Linked DNA regions of Homo sapiens: region 2 is linked to region 1. The links are chromatin loops, found by intact Hi-C in ENCODE. Cell type or tissue: IMR-90. All regions are shown on one strand. Links, peaks and the distances in the headings refer to the core of each region. The heading gives the core; the rest is flanking DNA.

Region 1 (10,434 bases), core at 1,475-9,474:
TATATAAAAATTGTTTTTTAATATAACAAAATTTTTATAAAGTGAATATTTTTAAAGTACATTTACATAAAGATGCTACCTTGCTAGGTACTACAAAATAAAGACTGTATGTATTAAACCCCCAATATGTTTGCAAGCAATTTGCACTTGATTTTTTTTGTAGATTAAGAGGTCACAGGGTAAGTTGCTGGGTCAGCACAGTCAAGGGAGAATCAGAAATGGGTTCTAGTTAAGAAGAATAGAAATTTTGTCAGAGTGCTATTATTATTATTTATGGCAAGAGATTGAGAGTGTGTCCTCTATTTAGGGAAGATGAATGGGGAACTATGATTCCTTCTGAGGCAGAGTCTATAAATTATCCCTAATATCCATTCTCCTTTTCTTCCTTTTATTATAAATAGAACTATTGGAATTTCAGCAGGGCATGTGGCCACCCCACTAGAAACTAAATTCCTCAACCACCATGTGATAGGTTGATTACAAAAAATGGTCCCAATCCTTCCCAGTATCTACATCCTTTGCAGCTTTTCTCATGGGAAGGTGGAGTCTTTGTTCCCCACCACTTGGCTGGCCTTGTGACTTGCTTTGACCAGGAGACTCTGGAAGTTATCTTGTGCCAGTTTCCAGCCTTGGCCTCCAGAAGTCTTACACACTTCCCCACTTTCTTGGATTCCTTCCATGCCTTGAGAGTAAGCCCCAGGCTAGCCTACTAGAAGGTATGAGATCATGTGGAGAAGAACTGAGACGATCCTAGACCAACCAATCCTCCAGTACATGCAGGAACCCAGCCAAGATCAGAGCCACCTACTGTGTGGCTGATAGCAGGTGCTGCATCAGCCCAACCAAGACCAGATAAACTGTCCACCTGATCCTTATATTTGTGAGCAACAATAGAAGGTATTGACTTAAGCCAGTAAGCCAGTGATTTGTTACACAGCAATAACTAACTAATACAGTTCAAGCTAGGCATAGCCGTGGAACAAAATTCTGGTCAAAAGAAGTGAACCGAAGTGATGGGAGCAAATTTGCAGATCTCGTCTTGTAAAATGAAGCGGCCCACCCTCCTCTCCCTCTTTATTCTTTCCTGTGGTCTGGAATGGAGGTGTGGTGCTGGTGAGCCCATCGGGACCTTGTCAACAAGGGCAAGAATATGGAGCAGCAAGACCAAAGTTGTTCAGTTTTGAACCTGTTGAGATTTAAGTACCTCGAATACATCCAAGTAGAAGTGTTGGGTCACTGGATATACCAGCCTCATATTCAGGAGAGCACACGGCCCAGCATGGTAGCTATGAAGCTGGGAATCATCAGAGTATAAAGGGGAATGCAATTATGAGAGACGATGAGATTACTTGGGGAGATTAAGGGTAGAATGAGAAGACAAAGAAGACCAGAACCAAGCCTTGCAGGTGAATCACATGGCTCGCCATCTGTCCTGCCCAAAATGTCCTGAGATGACATGTTAAAACATTTTTAAGTGTGCTTATTTTAAAAATAATATCACGCCTATAATCCCAGCACTTTGGGAGGCTGAGGCGGGTGGATCACGAGGTCAAGAGATTGAGACCATCCTGGCTAACACGGTGAAACCCCGTCTCTACTAAAAATGCAAAAAAAAATTAGCCAGGCATGGTGGAGGGCGCCTGTAGTCCCAGCTACTCAGGAGGCTGAGGCAGGAGAATGGCGTGAACCCAGGAGGAGGAGCTTGTAGTGAGCCGAGATTGCGCCACTGCACTCTAGCCTGGACGACAGAGCGAGACTCCATCTCAAAATAGTAATAATAATAATAACAATAATAATAATAATAATAATATACCTGCACATTGGAAGTCTGAGGCAAGTGAATAACCTGAGGTCAGGAGTTCAAGACCAGCCTGGGCAATATGGTGAAACCCCGTCTCTACTAAAAATACAAAAATTAGCCAGAAGTGGTGGCACGCACCTCTAATCCCAGCTACTCGGGAGGCTGAGGCAGGAGAATCACTTGAATCCGGGAGGCAGAGGTTGCAGTGAGCCGAGATTGTACCACTGCACTCCAGCCTGGGCAACACAGTGAGACTCTGTCTCAAATAATAATAATGATAAACCTATACTATTAATGAAAAAAAAATACCATCAGTAGATGAAGTATTCTGAGGAATTATGGGAAGATTAAGCAACTGGAATTATTGATGAAGTCAATAGCAGAAGTGTATGCAAAGTAAAATTCATGAGGGAGAACTGCAGAGGTAAGAGCCATACCAGAGTTAAACTTCCTACCTGCTGCTGAAATGCAGGACCTGGAGCTGCTGCCCTGGACTACAAGATGTTGGAGCTGCAAGGTAGCTGGAGCCTGGGCCCCTGAGACCAGAGCACCGAAGGACCCTGTTCATCCCACCCAGACCCCAGACCTTCCTGTGAAAGAGAAGTCTGTTTTTATCTTCTTTAACCTACTGCTGTGTTGGAGTTTCTGATCTGTGCAGCTGATCTGAGCCTAACAAACGCACATGCCAACTTCACGATGGTGGCCTTGGGGGAGAAGAGGAAACAACACTAAATAGGCACATAGAAAATATTTCAATTTTATCTCTGATTTTTTAGTAAAGATATGCAGCCAATAAATATGACAAATACACAGATGTTTGTTATAGTATCATCTTTACTTCTCTATGTGTAAATTTTTTTCCAAATTAAAATGTTTAAGGTGAAAAAAAATAACTAAGCCTTACCTAAGGGAGGATAGAGTTTCGTTTCTGTATGATACATTTTGGTAAGTTTAGATTTTTAAAAGTGAATGTGCATTACTTTTGTAATCAGAAGAAAAAGACATAGCAAAAAGGTAAAATTTGGAATGGTGGAAGCAGCCTGGGTAGAAAATTGTTTCAGTAAGAATTGTTTTAACAGGAGATGGACTGGGCCGGGCGCGGTGGCTCACGCCTGTAATCCCAGCCCTTTAGGAGGCCAAGGCAGGTGGATCACGAGGTCAGGAGTTTGAGACCAGCCTGACCAACTTGGTGAAACCCCGTCTCTACTACAAGTACAAAAATTAGCCGGGCGTGGTGGCGGGCGCCTGTAATCCCAGCTATTCAGGAAGCTGAGGGAGGAGACTCACTTGAACCCTGGAGGCGGAGGTTGCAGTGAGTCGAGATCACTGCACTCCACCCTGGGCGACAGAGCAAGACTCCGTCTCAAAAAAGTAGATAAATAAAATAAAAGGAGATGGACTGGGGTGGTAGTTTGAGAGAGATGTTTGATCAAGGGAGGAGCTTTAAAAATGGAAGCTACTAGAGCCTGCTTATGATGATAAAAATGACCTAAAAGAGAAAGAAGGGAAGGGAATGTACACTTGCTGCTCAGATCATTGACATCACCTGGGAGCTGGTTAGAAATGCAGAATCTTGGGCCCCTGGCCCAGACCTGCTGAATCAGACTGTGCATTTTAACAACTCCCCAGGCAATTCACACACACATTACAGGTGGAAAAGCACTAAGGAGGGACGCACTGGGGTCACAAGCCTTTTGGTAGGAAGGGCAACCTCTGTCATTGCAGGAAGGAAGATCCTGTGGGCTGGTGTAGATGCAGGGAGACTTGTTTGTTTGGAAATGGAAAGATGAGAGAGTCACCCTAACAGTTTCTATTTTCTGAATAAAGAATAAAGCAAGATCACCTTCTAGGAGGCGGGAAGGGAATGTGGGAGGTTGAGAAGAAAGTACGAAATAGTCATCTCAGAAAGAGAAGAGTGACCTTATAGAAACATGGTAGGATTTCCAACCAAGGTTGAGTGTCCACGAGGAGTGTGAACTCATGACCTAAAAGAAGTTAAATCTAGTGTCAGCCAAGTTGTGTGGCTTTGTCCAGCAGCGTTCAGCTCATTCAGCACACAAACAAGAGAAGGCAGACAGCCAGATAAGAGAATTAAGGGACTGAATTAATGAAGGAACTTGCGAGGAACTGATTTAAGTGATGGATCCTGAAATCCATCCCTGTCATGGGGGTCCACAGGCAAGAGGAGGATGGAAGGTAGTAATTACAGATGAAATAGTGGGCTGTCTGGTATTAATACATTTCACTGTGTGATTAGTCTTTAAAGTTTCGTTATTGACAACGTAGTCAAGTTACTGTAACTGGAACAGATCTCCTGCCATTCTGAGTAGAAGAATTACTCTCCACATGACTCAGGTTTTGAAAACTACTGAGTTTATGCAATTTGGATATATGCGCCACTGTATTTCTCCACGAGTATTGAAAATTGAGGAAATTCTGTAGTCTGAATTACCAGTAAAGGCAATACGGGGTGTCCTGAGAAGGGGAAGAGAAGAATCACTAGCATGCTGGCCTGTGCCACGGTCTTTACATTCATCTCCTTCTCTAATCCCCAGGATAAGCCCTGTAAGAGAGGCATAATCACCCCACAGTTTACAAGTGAGGAAACTGCCACAGAAAGGTTAAATAACTTGCCCCAGGTTACCCAGCTGGGAAGACTGACCTTGTCAGGATTTCGGCCCCCTGGGTTCCAGACCCTTCCTTACACCTTCCCATTACTCTGTAAAAAGATCCTCTTAGTTGTGATCATATGTACAAACAGGTGCACGTGGGCCAGCACACACATTCCATAGTTCTGGCCACATTTTGTTTGGCTAACAAAGTAATGAGACACCCTGGACAGTACATTCTTGGGCGGTGATGTGACTTGCGGAAGACGGAGGTTCTCAGGCATATGGTAGCATTTCTTATCTGTAGATTTAAAAATGTTGCCCTTCTGATTGGGAAAAAATTCTTTTAGTACTATTAATGTAGAAGGCTTGAGATTTTAGAAAGCTGTGAAAATTGTGTGCCTTTGGGCAATGGAAATAGATCTCTGTGGCAGAATATAAAAGGGTAATCTACTGGGACAAGATTCTGTGTGTGTATTGTTATTATCACCACCATCATCACAATTACTACCCCTGCTGAATATGTACCCAGTAAATATTCAGCATAAAGCATCGAACACATGGTGTGTATGCATACAAACACAGGTGTGTGTGTATGTGTGTGTATATACAAACATGTAATTTCATTTAATGCTTCCTGTAATCCCCCGAGGTGTATCTTATCCCTATCACATAAAAACCCAGAGATTTTAACAGAGCCAAGCTTGCGTAGCTGCTAAGTGGCAGAGCTGGGTCTCAAACCCAGGTCTCTGTGGCTGTGAAGCCCCATGTGCAAAAGCACAGTGCTGTGCCACCTCCCAGTCCGAGTAAACTTGATACATATAATTGTGTATTTACTAACTGATGAAGTAGGGAATTACTGAGTTTATGCAGCCAAAACCCTTGAACGTAAGGAACATTCAGCATTGTGTCAAATGGACCCCAGGCAAAGCAAAATATTGTATGCCAGCTCCGCTGGGTGTAATAGCCCGTATTTCCCTATTAAGGGAAAAACAAAGCAGGAGGAAGTTAGAGCAATCCTTACAGATCAGGGTATTTGGAAGAAGGCAACACAAATCGGTCCCAGAAAAGCGCGGAGTCACCTCTGCCCTGCAGGAGCCGGCCATGGTCAGCTCTGTGTCTTCTCTTCCTTCTGGCAGTGGGTTTGTTTCTCTGTTTTTCTTTTCTTTTCTTTTTTTTTCCCAATCCCCATGGAAAGATTTCCAGTCGTTTTATAGCTGAATTCAGTGGAAAAGTAATGTTTATTCACCTCACAGCCAATTTGGACAGAGCACATTTCTATTCCATAAAGCAAGGCATTGGTACATTCATGATTCAGAATTACAGGCACATTCCTTGCGTACAGTTGTGTTTCAGCCTGGATAAAATTAAAATGTCACTTTCCTTTTTCTTTCCTGTGGATTCGCTTGAGTTGCTCTCATTAGGCAGAACTGGCACTCTTGGGAGAAATGCCAGGCTTCAGAATGAAGGCCTGGTAAATGTAACCTCATCAAGTTGCAGTAGCCGGAAAACAAGACATGAGGTGAACATCGGCATTAAGTGCACTTCTCTCTCTCTGTCTCTCACACACACACACACACACATGCACATACACACACAATCTGCCTTCCTTTCTGCCACTTTACTGAATCCACTCACAGATCACCAGTCATCAGCACCAACAGCATCTTCTAGAAGCTGATCTTCAGGCCTCCATAGCAGCCCATGCTGTTAACCCTCCTTCCTGAACTTCTTTTCTCCCTGGGCTCTGGTTCGAATCTCACGTGCCCCAAAGGTGACCTTCCACACTTCTGAATGTTTCTGATCCCTGGTTTTCTATCCTGTGTCTTCTCTCCTTCTCTCTTCCTTGGTGATCTCAGGCACTCAATATGCATGCATTTATTGCATCCCTAGACCACGTACAGTTGCAGAAGAACCGCAAAGATAAAGATGAAGCCTATCCTGTAAGGAACCGGATCTGTCTGATACTGTGAATTGTTCCCTTAAGTGGAAGTAATTCCAGCAGATTTCCCGTCCCCAAAAGGATGCAGACAAGAGAGCATGGGCTTTGGAATCGGACGAGCGGGGATTGAGGCCAGTTCCATAACCTCTCACCCCTGGGTTCCTTTCTACAAACTGGAAATGAAAACACCCACTTTATGAGGTTATATTTTAAAGTTTCTGTCAAATAGTAGGTGCTGAATAAATGTTATTATCTACCTCTCTCCTTTCCCAAATTCTTATTCTGACAAGATTTATTGATCTCCTCGTATGGGCAGCCAGACTCTCCTTCATGAGCCAGTGGGCGTGGCTGCAGCTGCTTGCCCCATTCCTATCCAGTATTCTTCACCTGGAATACCTTAAAAAGGCTAAAATTTAATTAAAAGAGGACGAGAAAGAAAATGAGTTAAGTAGGGGGTAGGGTAGAAGCACCGGATCCGTGGAGACTGAGGGGTTGTTCCCAGAAGTGATATAATTCTGGTGAAATTTGTTTCAGATATTTCATTGGTGTCTGTGTTAAAGCTGCTACTCCACCTTCACAGCTCTAGAAGGATACGCAAAACAGATGAATTGTGGGCCTACAGAGGGGGGATTTCGGATATTGTGAGTTAGAACTGGGAAGAAAACTTTTTACCACATACCTTTTAGCATGATGTGAATTTTAACCACGTGCAACTACTATATTTTCAAAAAATAAAACTAACCAACCAGAAAACAACATAGTTCTCTTTAGCAAACAGTTTGAGGACAATTGGAAGCACCATCTTTATGCTAAACTTAGCACCTTTCTCTTTTGCTAAGAATAAACCAAAATTAGCTCAGAAAGATGCCTGATCGCCAAGAGTTTGCCGACACCCAGGTGTGTCATGAGCCTCAAGACAGAACCCGGGTGCGTTGCAAACCTCATCTTTAATCGGCTGCAGGAAGCTCTATCCAGCTGCCGCACCGCAGGGTTCGCTTCACTGATGTGAGAGTGGGAATCAGGGATCAGGTTCCAGCCTGGGCCCTGGTGCTGTCTGGCCTTCAGCTCTCTGGGCCTCACTTTTTCTTTTATGAAATGTGATTTGTAAGGTCACTCTCTGATCCTCTGATCTGTGTACTGTGTCGGTAGAGTAATTAGACCTCATCCTCCCCTCCCAAGCCCTAGTGGACCACAGCCTTTCTCTGTTTCCACCCTATGAGGGCCTGAGATTCTCATGCTGAGAGTGCCTTCTTGGCTTTTGATGTAATTTCTAGAAATGCCCCTCAGACCCCATCAAGATTAAATATAGTATGTATTTTCCAAAGGCAGTTTTCAGCTACAGGAGATAAGAAAAAGATTTGGAGTAATACATTGGCAAACAGTGATTTTATTTATTTATGTTTTGTTTTGTTTTGTTTTGTTTTTTGAAACAGGGTCTCACTCTGTTGCCCAGGCTGGAGTACAGTGGTACTCACTGTAGCCTCGACATCCCAGGCTCAGGTGATCCTCCTACCTCAGCCGACCAAGTAGCTGGGGCTATATGCATGCACCACTACCCCGGGCTAATCTTTGTATTTTTTGCAGAGACGAGGTTTTGCCATGTTGCCCAGGCTTGTCACAAACTCCAGGGCTCAAGCAATCCACCCACCTCAGCCTCTCAAAGTCCTGGGATTACCGGTGTGAGCCACCATGGCTGGCCAAAACACTTATTTTAATAGTCATGTTTTTATATTTATTACATTACATTATTTATGTTTGTAATGTATTTTATGTATTATGTTTATCATCAACTTCTTTATGCCATGTGATACTGGTTTTCTGTTCATGGTATACAGTATTATGGTATTAGGTAAAAAAAAAAAAGAGCTAATGGCAAATTAATAGTATAGGTCTCATATTATTCAAGAGAACAATTATAAAGGTGGTCTAAAAAATGACTGAGGTTTGAGAAACATTGACTGCTATGGGTCAAGTTGCATCCCCTGAAGTCCATATGTTGAGTCCTGACTCCTTGTATCTCAGTATGTGAGCTTATTTGGAAACAGGGTTGTTTGCAGATGTCATTAGTTAAGATCAGGTCACACTGGAGTAGGTACCTACTGGGCAGGGCTCCTAATCAATTATGACTGATGTCCTTGTAAAAGGGAAGATTGGACACAGATGTGCACACAGGGAGAACGCCACGTGAAGACTGGAGTTGTGCTGCCACAGCCTAGGAGCTCCCAGAGCCAGAGAGAGGCCTGCAACAGACCCATCCCTAGCACCCACCGAGTGAATGTGGCACTGTTGACACCTTGATCTCAGACTTCTAGCTTCCAGAACTGGGAGGCAATGTGTTTTAATATATTTAAGCCTCCTAGGTTGTGGCCTTTTTTATGGCAGCCCTAGAAAATGAATATGTTAATGTAGATGGTTTGCGTTGCCCTGGGAAAATGGAACAAGAGAAAGATGCACAGATGAAATAACTTGGGGAAGAAGTTTGCGAATATCTCCAAACCACCAAGCATTGTCTCAACCTTTAGCAACTAGAGAGAGTGTTTCTGTCCTTGGCTGGAGGAAGCAGGTGACTCAGTGTCTGTCAGGATGCTGCTCCACTCCGGGCTTATTTGATTGGAGGACTGTGCACCTTCAGGGCTGGACTCACTACCTCGACCTAAGGAAGCTTTCTTGGAGTCTCCTTTCCAATAAGTAGGGTGTTAGGCTTAGGCTGGAGTTCTTCAGAGTCTTTTTTACCTCATCCCTAACTTTGCCAGGACCCTGCACCAAGAATTAAACACTTCTTTAACATCATTTAAATATCAGTGTGCAGGAAGGAGCAGAAAGAAAAGAAAATCATTTAAGTAAGCTAACCACTGCCATCAATCTCTGTGCAATTTGATAACCGCTGTGGTTTAAATGTGTCCCCTCAAAAATTTAGGTATTGCCGGCCAGGCACAGTGGCTCACGCCTGTAATCCCAGCACTTTGGGAGGCCGAGGTGGGCGGATCACGAGGTCAGGAGATAGAGACCATCCTGGCCAACACAGTGAAACCCTGTCTCTACTAAAAAAAAATATAAAAAATTAGCCAGGTGTGGTGGCGGGCACATGTAATCCCAGCTGTCAGGAGGCTGAGGCAGGAGAATGGCGGAGCTTGCAGTGAGCCGAGATCGCACCACTGCACTCCAGCCTGGGTGACAGGGCGAGACTCCATGTCAAAAAAAAAAAAGAAAAGAAAAGAAAACATAGGTGTTGCCAATGTGATAGTATTAAGAGGTGGGGCCTTTAACAGATTAATAGTCCCTGAGGGCGGCTCCCTTATTAATGGGATGAAGGCCCTTTTGTCTTCTGCCATGTGAGGACACAGCAAGAAGGGCCTTGCCAGACCAAATCCTGGGGTCTTGATTTTGGACTTCCCAGCCACCAGAACTGTGAGAAATAAATTTCTGTTCCTTATAAGTCACCCAGTCTATGGTGTTCTGTTAAAGCAGCACAAACAGACTAAGTAACATGGTCTTTTTTGACAGTGGTAACTGTTAGATGCTATTAACCTCAGTGCTCTCTTACTCACTCTGCAATACCATTGGACACCAGGGCAATGTCGTGACTTACAGGGTGATACGGAGAAGTTAGGAAGTTAGAAAGCCTGGCCTGGGTTCATGCTAGGTGTGTGGCTCTGTACACCCTCCCCGCTGCCTGCACTTGGCTTCCTCGTTGGTCACAAGCAGATGACAATATCTGCATATCTGCCCTTAGCTCTGCGAAGTGTTGCTGTGATGTGAAGATTGCTAACATGTAAGGGCTTTGAAATTGTAAAGACAATAAGAGCCATTCACCAAATATCTGCTGAGGACTTCCTAGGTACATGACAATGAGGGGAATACAAAAGTGTATAAAAGCCTTTCATTCTTGGAACACTTACTTTACTATATGAAGATAACACTGTCAAAAACAACTACCAAACAAAGATGTACATGTGCTGAACAAAGTAGTGTTGAATTGCATAAAAAGCTACAGCATGCAGACGGGGAAGAGATGCTGCTGCAGGCTGGATTGGGGTCAGGGAAGCCTTCCTGGGTCTTTGAGACATGAAAGCAATGGAAGA
Region 2 (10,434 bases), core at 1,524-9,523, 130 kb after region 1:
AAACCCTTTCTCTACTAAAAATACAAAAATTAGCTGAGTGTGGTGGCATGTGCCTGTAATCCCAGCTACTCGGGAGGTTGAGGCAGGAGAATCGCTTGAACCCGGGAGGTGGAGGTTGTGGTAAGCCAAGATCGCACCACTGCACTCCAGCCTAGGCAACAAGAGCGAGACTCTGTCTCAAAAAAAAGAAAAAGAAAGTAAGTTTGGAGGCAGGCATCCAGGGTTGGTGGGACCTAGGTTTCATCAGTCTTTCTGCTGCTGCATTCTAGCATATGGCTTCCATCCTTCAGATTGCTTCATGGTCCAAAATGGGCTTCTGGAGTTATAAGCCAGAAAAAGAAGGAAAGTAAAGAAAAAGAGAGGCCTTCCATGCTAAGTTAGCTCTCTTTAGACTGCCTTCCTGAAAGGCCCACTGAATTCAGCTTTCTGGGCCACAAGTCACATGGTCATATCTAGCAGCAAGGGAGGCTGGGAGATTAATATTTTATTTTTGGTCACAATGTGGCTAGCAAGTAAAGAGGAAGTAAGGAGAAGTAGAGAAGTGATACTGGAAGTAGCCACTAACCATCTCTGCATCTGGCAAGACATGAAGGCAGGACTAGCCTTGGAACAATGTCTGGGGCTCAAGTTTTTCTAGGCCCTTAAGAGAATGCTTGCTCCAACTAGGCTTTTCTGCTCTGTTTAGGCTTTTTCTGGGTAGAGGGCAATCCTAAGGACTGGAATAGCCTAGTTCTCACAACTGTGTTTATTTGTCCAGAAGCCTCAGGCCCAAAATCAATAAAAATGCACAAGGATCCACTGAGCACACTTCATATGGGCTGCACTGATGTAGACATAACAGTGGAGCCAGGGTGATGGGAAGCTCTTTCCTGAGTGGCTTTCAAGCTAAGAGGGTAGCTTAGAACCATGTTTCTCAAACTACTTTCTTCCAGTTTATAGCAGACCACTATGTGTTCCTACTGTGATAACCATAGGAGTTCAGCAATACCCAGCCTCGTCTATTTCTTGTTCAAAAAGATGAGTCCTCTAATCATACACTTGGGTGTCACAATGTCAACTTGCTATATATATTTTATATATATATATATATATATATATGTTCTATATGCCTGTTCTCAGTTTCTCGGGGGAAAGGATCAACCTCATCCATTTGGGCGGCTATAACAAAAATACTATAAACTGAGTGGCTTATAAACAATATTTATTGCTTACAGTTCTGGAGGCTGGGAGTCCAAGATCAAGGCACTGGCAGATTCGGGTGTCTTGTTCATAGATGGCGCCTTCTTGCTGCGTCCTCATGGGGAAGAAGGGGGTCTCACTCTGTTGAGGGCACTACTCCCATCATAAGGACTCTGCCTGTGGGATCTAATCATCTCTTAAAGGCCCCACTTTCTAATATTACTGCACTGGGGGATAGGTTTCAACATACGCATTTTTCAGGGGGGGACATTCAGACCACAGCTCCCATTGAAACAAACTCCTCAAACTTTTCTAACTTTTCACTTGTGGTTTCAAATGACGTTCGAGACCTGTGGGTGTCAGGTGGAGCCTGAAGTCAATTTGTTATACAGACATGTTTTCATTATAATGATATTGGTGGGAAGACACTGTGCATCAGTTGATGATAAGAAAAAATCACATTTTAAAAAAAAGTTTAATTGAGTTATAATTTACATATACTAAAATGCATAGCTTTTGAATGTATATTTTGATGGCTTTTGATATATATGCTTGAGTAATCATCTCCTTAATCAAGACAGGTAAGCAAGGACCAGGCTGGGGGCTCATGCCTGTTACCCAACACTTTGAAGGGCAGAGGCAGGAAGATTGCTTGAGGCCAGGCCTTGAAGACAAGCCTGGGCAACATAGTGAGACCCTGTCTCTACAAAAACATTTAAAAATTAGCCTGCTGGTGGTGTTCATCTTTAGTTTTAGCTGCTCTGAAGGTTGAGGTGGGAGGATCACTTGAGCCCAAGAGCTTGAGGTTACAATGAACTTGATTGTGACACTGCACTCCAGCTTGGGCAACAGAGCAGGACCCTGTCTCTAAAAAAAGAAAGAAAAAGGCCAGGTATGGTGGCTCACACCTGTTATCCCAGCATTTTGGGAGGCCGAGGTGGGCAAATCACGAGGTTACGAGTTCAAAACCAGCCTGGTCAACATGGCGAAACCCCATTTCTACTAAAAATACAAAAATTAGCCAGGTGTGGTGGTGCACACCTGTTATCCCAGATACTTGGGAGGTTGAGGCAGGAGAATTGCTTGAACCTGGGAGGCGGAGGTTTCAGTGAGCCGAGATCACGCCACTGCACTCCAACCTGGGCAACAGAGCAAGACTCCTTCTCGAAAAAAAGTTTTAAAAAGAAATAAAGAGAGAGAGAGGAGGGAGGGAGGGGAGGGAGAGAGGGAGGGAGAGAAAGAGAGAGAGGAAGGAAGGAAAGGAAGGGAAGGGAAAGGGAAAGGGAAAGGAAAGAGAAGGAAAGGAAAGACCCGGCCAGGCACGGTGGCTCACGCCTGTAATCCCAGCACTCTGGGGGGCTGAGGTGGGTGAATCACGAGGTCAGGAGTTCACAACCAGCCTGACCAACATGGTGAAACCCCATCTCTACTAAAAATACAAAAATTAGTTGGGCATGGTGGTGCATGCCCGTAATCCCAGCTACTCAGAAGGCTGAGGCAGGAGAATTGCTTGAACCCGGGAGGCAGAGCTTGCAGTGAGCTGAGATTGCAGCACTGCACTCCAGCCTGGGTGACAGAGCAAGACTCTGTCAAAGAAACAAAAGAAAAGAAGAGAAAGGAAGACAGAAAGAAAGAAAGGAAGGAAGGAAGGAAGGAAGGAAGGAAGGAAGGAAGGAAGGAAGGAAGAAAGAAAGAAAGAAAGAAAGAAAGAAAGAAAGAAAGAAAAAAGAAAGAAAAGAAGGAGGAAGGGAGGGAGGAAAGAAGGAAGGAAGGAAAGAAGGAAGGAAGATATGGAAGCAGAATGGTGGCCATGATAGCCAGAATCTGCTAAGGAGTATGTAATAGATCACTTGCCAAAAAGAGATAGGGAATACTCCATCACCCCAGAAAGCACCTTGATGTCCCTCTTTAGGCATCTCTCCTGAACTTGTGTGTCTGCTCCTGAGGCAGCCAGAGGTACCCACTGTTCTCAATTCTGTCGCCATGGCTTGCTCAGGTTTTTTCCAGAACTTCTAGAACTTCCCTAGAATTTCATATAAGTAAAATTGCAGTTTGCAATCAACAAACTCTTTTTTTCTTTCTTTTAAAAGATGGGGGTGTCACTATGTTGTCCAAACTGGACTTGAACTCCTAGCTCAGGGGATCCGCCCTCCTGAGTACCTGAGACTACAGGTATGCACCACCACACCCAGCCTCACCAAACTCCTTTGGTTCCGGTTTCTTTCATTCAACATAATGTTTTTGAAAATCATTCATGTTTCTATATGAGTAGTTGATTTTTGTTTTGATTGCTGAGTAAAATTTCATTGTATGAAACACCGCACCACAACTTGTTAACCCACAAATAGTGCCTTGCATGTATTGAAACTTCACTATTGCCAGACACTGTGTTAAGCACTTCCCAATGTCTCATAACCACCAGAGGAAAGGTGTTGTGATGGCCCTTTGTGGAGGTTTTGCCTTCTTCTGTTCAGTATCAGATCTCAGTCTTATTAGCAGCTGGATCTGTCTTCCTGTGTGGTTTTGGTGCAAAGTAAAATGCAAGAAATTAGATCCTCCTTCTTGATGGGAGTGACCTTGGCCTGGCCAGTCTGATGCTGTCTTCAGGAACTCTGGAAGCTAAGTGAGTGACATAAGGACCCAATGCAGGGGGAACTGCAGGGCACAAAGAAGATTCTTTCTGCCACGTGACCTCTGCCGTGACTCCTGCCTGGCCTTCTGAGCAGCCTAGCTTCCTGCCAGTTTTCTACTCCTCCAGGCTTCCCTCAGTTCCAATAATTTCTTTTTTTTTTTTTTTTTTTTTGAGACAGAATCTCTCTCTGTTGCCAAGGCTGGAGTGCAGTGGCGTGATCTCAGCTTACTGCAACCTCTGTCTCCCAGGTTCAAGCAATTCTCCTGCCTTAGCCTCCTGGGTAGCTGGGATTACAGGCATGCACCACCACACCCGGCTAATTTTTGTATTTTTAGTACAGACAGGGTTGCGCCATGTTGGCCAGGTTGGTCTTGAACTCCTAACTTTGCGATCCACCCGCCTCGGCCTCCCAAAGTGCTGGAATTACAGGCGTGAGCCACTGCGCCCAGCCTCCCTTTTTGTTTAATGTAGGCAGACTTGGTTTCTGTACTTGCATACTAGGCCATTACTGATATACTAGGTATTATCCCCATTGTACAGATTAAAAAATAAAGCCCAGGGTCAGTGTGGTCAGTGACTCTCCTGGGGTCATACAAGCTACTAGGTAGCAGGATAAATAAGGATTAGAACCAGGCCGGGCATGGTGGCTCATGCCTGTAATCCCAGCACTTTGGGAGGAGGAGGCAGGAGGATAGCTTGAGCACAGGAGTTTGAGACCACCCTGGCAAAAATGGAAAAACCGTGTTTCTATTAAAAATACAAAAATTAGCTGGGCATGGTGGTGCGTGCCTGTAATTCCAGCTACTTGGGAGGCTAAGATGAGAGGATCACCTGAGTGTGGGAGGCGGAGGTTGCAGTGAGCCAAGATTGCACCACTGCACTCCAGCCTGGGAGACAGAGTAAGACCTTGTTTCAAAACAAAAAACAAACAAACAAAAAAAAAACACAGATTAGAAGCAGTCAGTCTTACTCCATGCAAAGGGAGAGGCAACATCACAACTGACACTGATAACCCTGGCCTCACTCCAGTGCTGTGACTTTGTCCCCATCCTTTTGCACCCAGGGGACAACATGGGCATGCTGGCATGAGGAGAAATGCACAGATCCCTTTCACAGCTGTCCGCTTCTCCCAACAAGGCCAACCAGGGAGCTTGAGATTGTGCCATCTCAAAATCTCTCCCCTCCAACCAGCTGAATCCTCCAGGCAACCCACTCACTTAACCATTTCTCTCTTCTAAGGGAGCAGAAACAAGAACCCAGCCCAGCGCGTGGGCTTCTGTGCCTTTTTCTGTGGCTTAGCTGAGCATTACTCTTAAATCCTTATTCTGATCTTTGTTTCATGTTTACAGAAGTGGATTCTTTTTATTCCTTTCCCCTGACAGGAATAATCCCTTTGGAATTTAAGCTTTTAAAGAGTAGCTCCTTGTGTTATTTGAAAGGCAGCCTAGGGGCTGCCCCTTTGCACACAGATCTCCTCCTTGCAGGAGGAGGTGTGGCTGGCCCAGGGCGGTGTGGGGACACAGACCTGAAGAACGTGAAGTGCATGACAAGCTCAGGCAGTCCTGGGGAAGGGAGTTCTCAGCTCCTATCTGGCCTCTCCCTCCCCCAGCTTTCCCCCATTCCTAGACCAGTCTGCACCAAGGGCAACCCTGAAACAGGAGAGGGAGGTAATGGGGGGAGGCTGTCAGCAGGAGGGGAGGAGTGGGCAGAAGATAACACTGACTTGTCACCTGCAGCCAGGGAGAGGGAGGGTGATGCCACAGTCGGCCCACCCTGGGACAGAATCTCACCTTTCTTTTTTTTGTTGTTGTTGAGATGGAGTCCAGCTCTGTAGCCCAGGCTGGAGTACAGTGGTGCAATCTCAGCTCACTGCAACCTCCACCTCCTGGGTTCAAGCGATTCGCCTGCCTCAGCCTCCCAAGTAGCTGGGATTACAGGCATGCACCACCACGCCCAGCCTTTTTTTTGTATTTGTAATAGAGATGGGGTTTCACCATGTTGGCCAGGCTAGTCTCAAACTCCTGACCTCAAATGATTCGCCTGCCTCAGCCTCCCAAAGTGCTGGGATTACAGGCATGAGCCGCCGCACCCAGCCAACCTCTCACTTTTCAAGGTCCCCTGGCTATTGAAACATGAAGACACCCTAGAGGAGGATTACAGACTCTAGGGGGCAAGTGAAATGCTGTCTGGATCCCTATCCACGAAGGAACTGGCACCCAGCTGCTGGGAGGAGGCCTGTGGTGGCCAGCCTCAGCCAACAGCCTTTTCAGAGATTGCCTCTACCGCAGAGAGCCACTTCAACCAGGTGACAAGGACAGCAAGAGAAAAAAAGCCTGGTCCTATCAGCTCAGCTGAGGACAACCCTGAAAGGCCATTTAAAACTCCCTGTGAGCGCAGCGCAGGCTGCCACTGGGCCACATCCCAGCCTACTTCTCACCCTGCCCACTCCTGCTTCCTTTTGTCCCCCTCCATGGCTGGTGATCCAAGGGTGGTCCCTAACTAGTATCTTGTCTGCTAACTCCATTGGCTTCCATAACATTCCTAACACATAAACATGCAATGCAATAGTCTGTACTTTTACATGATAATTGTGATTTTTTTAATGCTGATTCACGGTGTGTGACATCAATGAATTTTTTTCAATACTTGGTGCATATCTCTGTGTGTAGCCTTTAGTGACACAAAGTTATATGGGTTAGTTACTATTATCCACTTTTTTTTTTTTTAGAGACAGTTTCTCACTCTGTCCTACAGGCTGGAATGCAGTGGCGTGATCATGGCTCACTGCAGCCTTGAACTCCTGGGCTCAAGTGATCCTCCCACCTCAGCCTCCCAAGTATCTGGGACTACAGGCACATGTGACCACACCTGCTAATTTTTTTTTTTTTAATTTCTTGTACAGACAGGTTCTCACCATGTTGCCCAGGCTGGTCTGTAACTACTGGCCTCAAGCTGTCTTCCTGCCTCAGCCTCCCAAAGTGTTGGGTTTACAGGTATGAGCCACTGCACCGGGCCACTATTATCCTCTTTTACAGAAGAGCCAACCAAATAACAGACAGGAAAAATAACTTCCCCAACGTGACCCATCCTACGGTGGAGCCAGGATGTGACCCCAGGCAGGCTGGTTCCAGAATCTGCGCTTACAGGGCTCTACTCACCTGCCTGCCATCACTCTACATCTCTGGGCTGTTTCTACCTACCAGGCTGAGCCATGAGGTCAAGGATTGTGTCTCAATCTTAAACACTGTCGGGGGCAGGAGGGTAAAAATAAGTCTAAGAATATGAGAGAAAGGAATAACATGAACTTGAATATAAATGGCAAATCTCAAAGTAAAAAAAAAAGTTTTTTTTTGAGACAGAGTCTCTCTCTGTCACTCAGGCTGGAGTGCAGTGGTGCCATCTCGGCTCACTGAAACCTCCGCCTCCCAGATTCAAGAGATTCTCCTGCCTCAGCCTCCCGAGTAGTTGGGACTACAGGTGCCCGCCACCACACCTAGCTAATTTTTGTATTTTTAGTAGAGAGGAGGTTTCGCCACATTGGCCAGGCTGGTCTTGAACTCCTAACCTCAGGTGATCCACCTGCCTCGGCTCCCCAAAGTGCTGGGATTACAGGCGTCAGCCACCACACCAGGCCAAGTTAAAATTTTTCAAAGTTAAAAACATGACTCATAAGATGAACACATACCAAACATTTAACTGATGCTATAGCTCCCTAGGGCTGCTACAACAAATCATTACCCAGCAGGTGGCTCAAAACGACAGAAGCATGTTCTCTCACAGTCCTGGAGGCCGGAAGTCCAAGATCAAGATGACAGCAGGCCTCACTCCCTCCAAAGGCTCTAAGGGAGAAACTTTCCCTGCTTCTTCCAGTTTCTGGTGGCTGCCAGCATTCTCTGGCCTTCTTGGCATGTGGCCACATCTCTTATAAGGACACTTATCATTGAATTTAAGGCTCACATGGGTAATCCAGGATGATCTTATCCCAAGATCCTTAATTTAATTGTATCTGCAAAGGCCCTTTTTCCAAATAAGGTGACATTTCAAAGATTTGGATGTGGACATAATTTTGGGGGACCACCATTTAACCTACTACACTCATTAATGAGGAAATCAGCAGGGTGGTAAAGTTAATTCAAGGGAAAATTTGAGGAACAGGAGTTTATCTAGTCAGTCAGCAAAGGCATGCTGAAATAACTTGGCACAAATTGAATGGTTACTGTCTCACGGGACAACTACACTGTAACCTCTGGGGTTATCTTTTCCCACAGACAGAAACCTATTTGGGTAAAAATCTGTAAGTTAACATGTGACTTCACAGATTCTGGGCCCTAATCAATAGTAAATCAAACAAGGTACATTTGCTAGATCAACATTCCTCAATAGAACTTTCTGCAATGGTGGAATGTTCTACATCTGTGCTGTCCAATACGTTAGCCACATTTCAAGTGCTCATATATGGCTCAGGAGCTCTTGAAATGTACTTAGTAGGACTGAGAAACTGAATTTTAAATTTTATTTAGTTTTAACTAATTTAGATTCAAATATTAATAGCACCAGGCATGGTAGCTCTCATCTGCAATCCCAGCAATTTGGGTAGCCAAAATGGAGGCTCACTTGAGTCCAAGAGTTGCGGACTCGCCTGGGCAACATAGTGAGACTCCATCTCTACAAAAAAAATTTTAAATTAGCAGGGTGTGATGGTATGCGCCTGTAGTCCCAACTGCTCAGGAGGCTGAGGTGGGAGGATCACTTGAGCCTGGGGAGGTCAAGGCTACGGTGAGCCATGATTGCACCACTGCACTCCAGCCTGGGTGACAGAATGAGATCTGTCTCAAAAGAGAATAATAATAAAGAAAGAAATATAGATAGCTACAGGCAGCTAGCTAGTGGCTACAGTATTGGAAGGTGTGATCCTATAGATTTAAATAATCCCTACCAGGACCTAATAGACATGCTTGAATATAATATTGGAAAATATGCTGTTGCCTTATTTTCAAGTTTTCGTAATTTTTCTTAACACGTTAACAGCAGACCTCAGATGAGCAAAGTATGGGGAGTGGTGAGGCCTGCGGAAAACTGACAATTGCGTGTCCATGTAATTAGAAAAACACTTCCAGTTAGTTCCAATCAATCATTGCCCTGTTGTCAGAACTATTCATTTTTTAGAATATGACAGATGTGTGGGGTTTTATGCAAAATATCTTAATATTTAAATATTAGCCAAAGATTGGTAATCTCTGCTCTAGAGGAAATTGGCGCATGCTAATTAACCTCTTACGATCTGCTTCATTCCTAGTTACTCTTGTTCATATGCCATACTATCCAGCGCTGTGCCTCGTACACGTTAGACTCCCGTCCTCAGCAGTACAATTCATTTCAGTTCAACAAATATTTATTGAGCACCTACTGCATGCCAGGAACTGACCAGGAAGCAGGTCATTATAAGAATTAATAAAGTGCCTCCTTGTTTTCACAGGCTCCCATTCTGATCGAGATACCACACAAAGTCCTTTGTAAAGTAGGGTGATGGAGATCAAGGCACCAGGTGTCTGGGGAGTCAGGATGGCACTTGGCTCCAGTTGGGCAATTGAGGGAGGAGAAAATGGCAACCGAGCTGAACCTTGAGTAAGAAGAGTTGTTTGGGTGAAGTGAGATGGAAAGAGCATATTGGGCAGAGGCACTGCTGGGTGAGAGGGGAGATGCATCTATGGGCACAGCATGGCATATGAGGGAAACCTCAAGCAGTCAGTGTGACTAGAGCTTAAAATCTGAGGCCAGAATGGCCAGACGCGGTGTCTCACACCTGTAATCCCAGCACTTTGGGAGGCTGAGGCAGGCGGATCACTTGAGGTCAGGAGTTCAAGAACTGCCTGGTCAACATGGTGAAACCCTGTCTCTACTAAAAATAAAATATTAGTAAGGTGTGGTGGCGGGTGCCTGTAATCCCAGCTACTTGGGAGGCTGAGGCAGGAGAATCGCTTGAACCTGGGAGGTGGAGATTGCAGTGAGCTAAGATCAGGCCACTGCACTCCAGCCTGGGCAACAAGAGCGAGACTCCGTCTCAAAAAAAAAAAAAAAAAAAATTGAGGCCAGAAGAAATAGGAGGTGAAAGTAGGGAGGAAAGAAGGGTGAGATCATAGAAGGTATTATAGTCTATAATGTGAAGGGTGTTTTATCTCTGGCTTATCAAGACCATGAAATGAATGAATAGATGAATACATTCATTCAACAAATATTCTCCAAAGCTTGGCATTGAAGACACTGGAACTACAGGTAACAAAATTTGTAGAGTTTTCTTCTCATGGGGTTTATGTTCTAGCTGGGAGAGAAAAATGATAAACAAGTAAATAAGTGCAAAAATAAGATAGAATTCTAACCTGGGCACAGTAGCATGAGCCTGTAGTCCTAGCTACTTGGGAGGCTAAGGAGGGGGAATCAGCTGAGCCCAAGAGTTCAAGGCTGCAGTGAGCTGTGATTGTACCACTGAATTCTAGAATGGGCAACAGAGCAAGACCCTGTCTCTATTTAAAAAAAAAAAAATGGCTGGGCACAGTGGCTCACACCTGTAATCTCAGCAGTTTGGGAGGCCAAGGCAGACAGACTGCTTGAGCCCAGGAGTTTGA

What was found. A loop is a pair of places that touch in the nucleus more often than their neighbours do. Peaks named below come from ENCODE experiments on the same cell type or tissue, not always from the same donor. Only the 100,000 strongest peaks of a DNase experiment are listed, where the experiment ranks them.
Region 2: a loop joins it to region 1, with 13 times the contacts of the local background. A loop is called at or near these places in 2 of 110 quality-filtered maps.

What each region holds. Positions count from the first base shown.
Region 1 is chr3:23,595,747-23,606,180 of GRCh38, forward strand. No RefSeq gene overlaps it. Among named protein-coding and RNA genes, the nearest start is that of UBE2E1, 200 kb to the right of the region's middle. In IMR-90, for the core only: no CTCF peak of the experiment used is centred there; a DNase peak (open chromatin) is centred at 4,635.
Region 2 is chr3:23,723,626-23,734,059 of GRCh38, forward strand. No RefSeq gene overlaps it. Among named protein-coding and RNA genes, the nearest start is that of UBE2E1, 77 kb to the right of the region's middle. In IMR-90, for the core only: no CTCF peak of the experiment used is centred there; a DNase peak (open chromatin) is centred at 5,186; H3K27ac peaks cover 556 bases.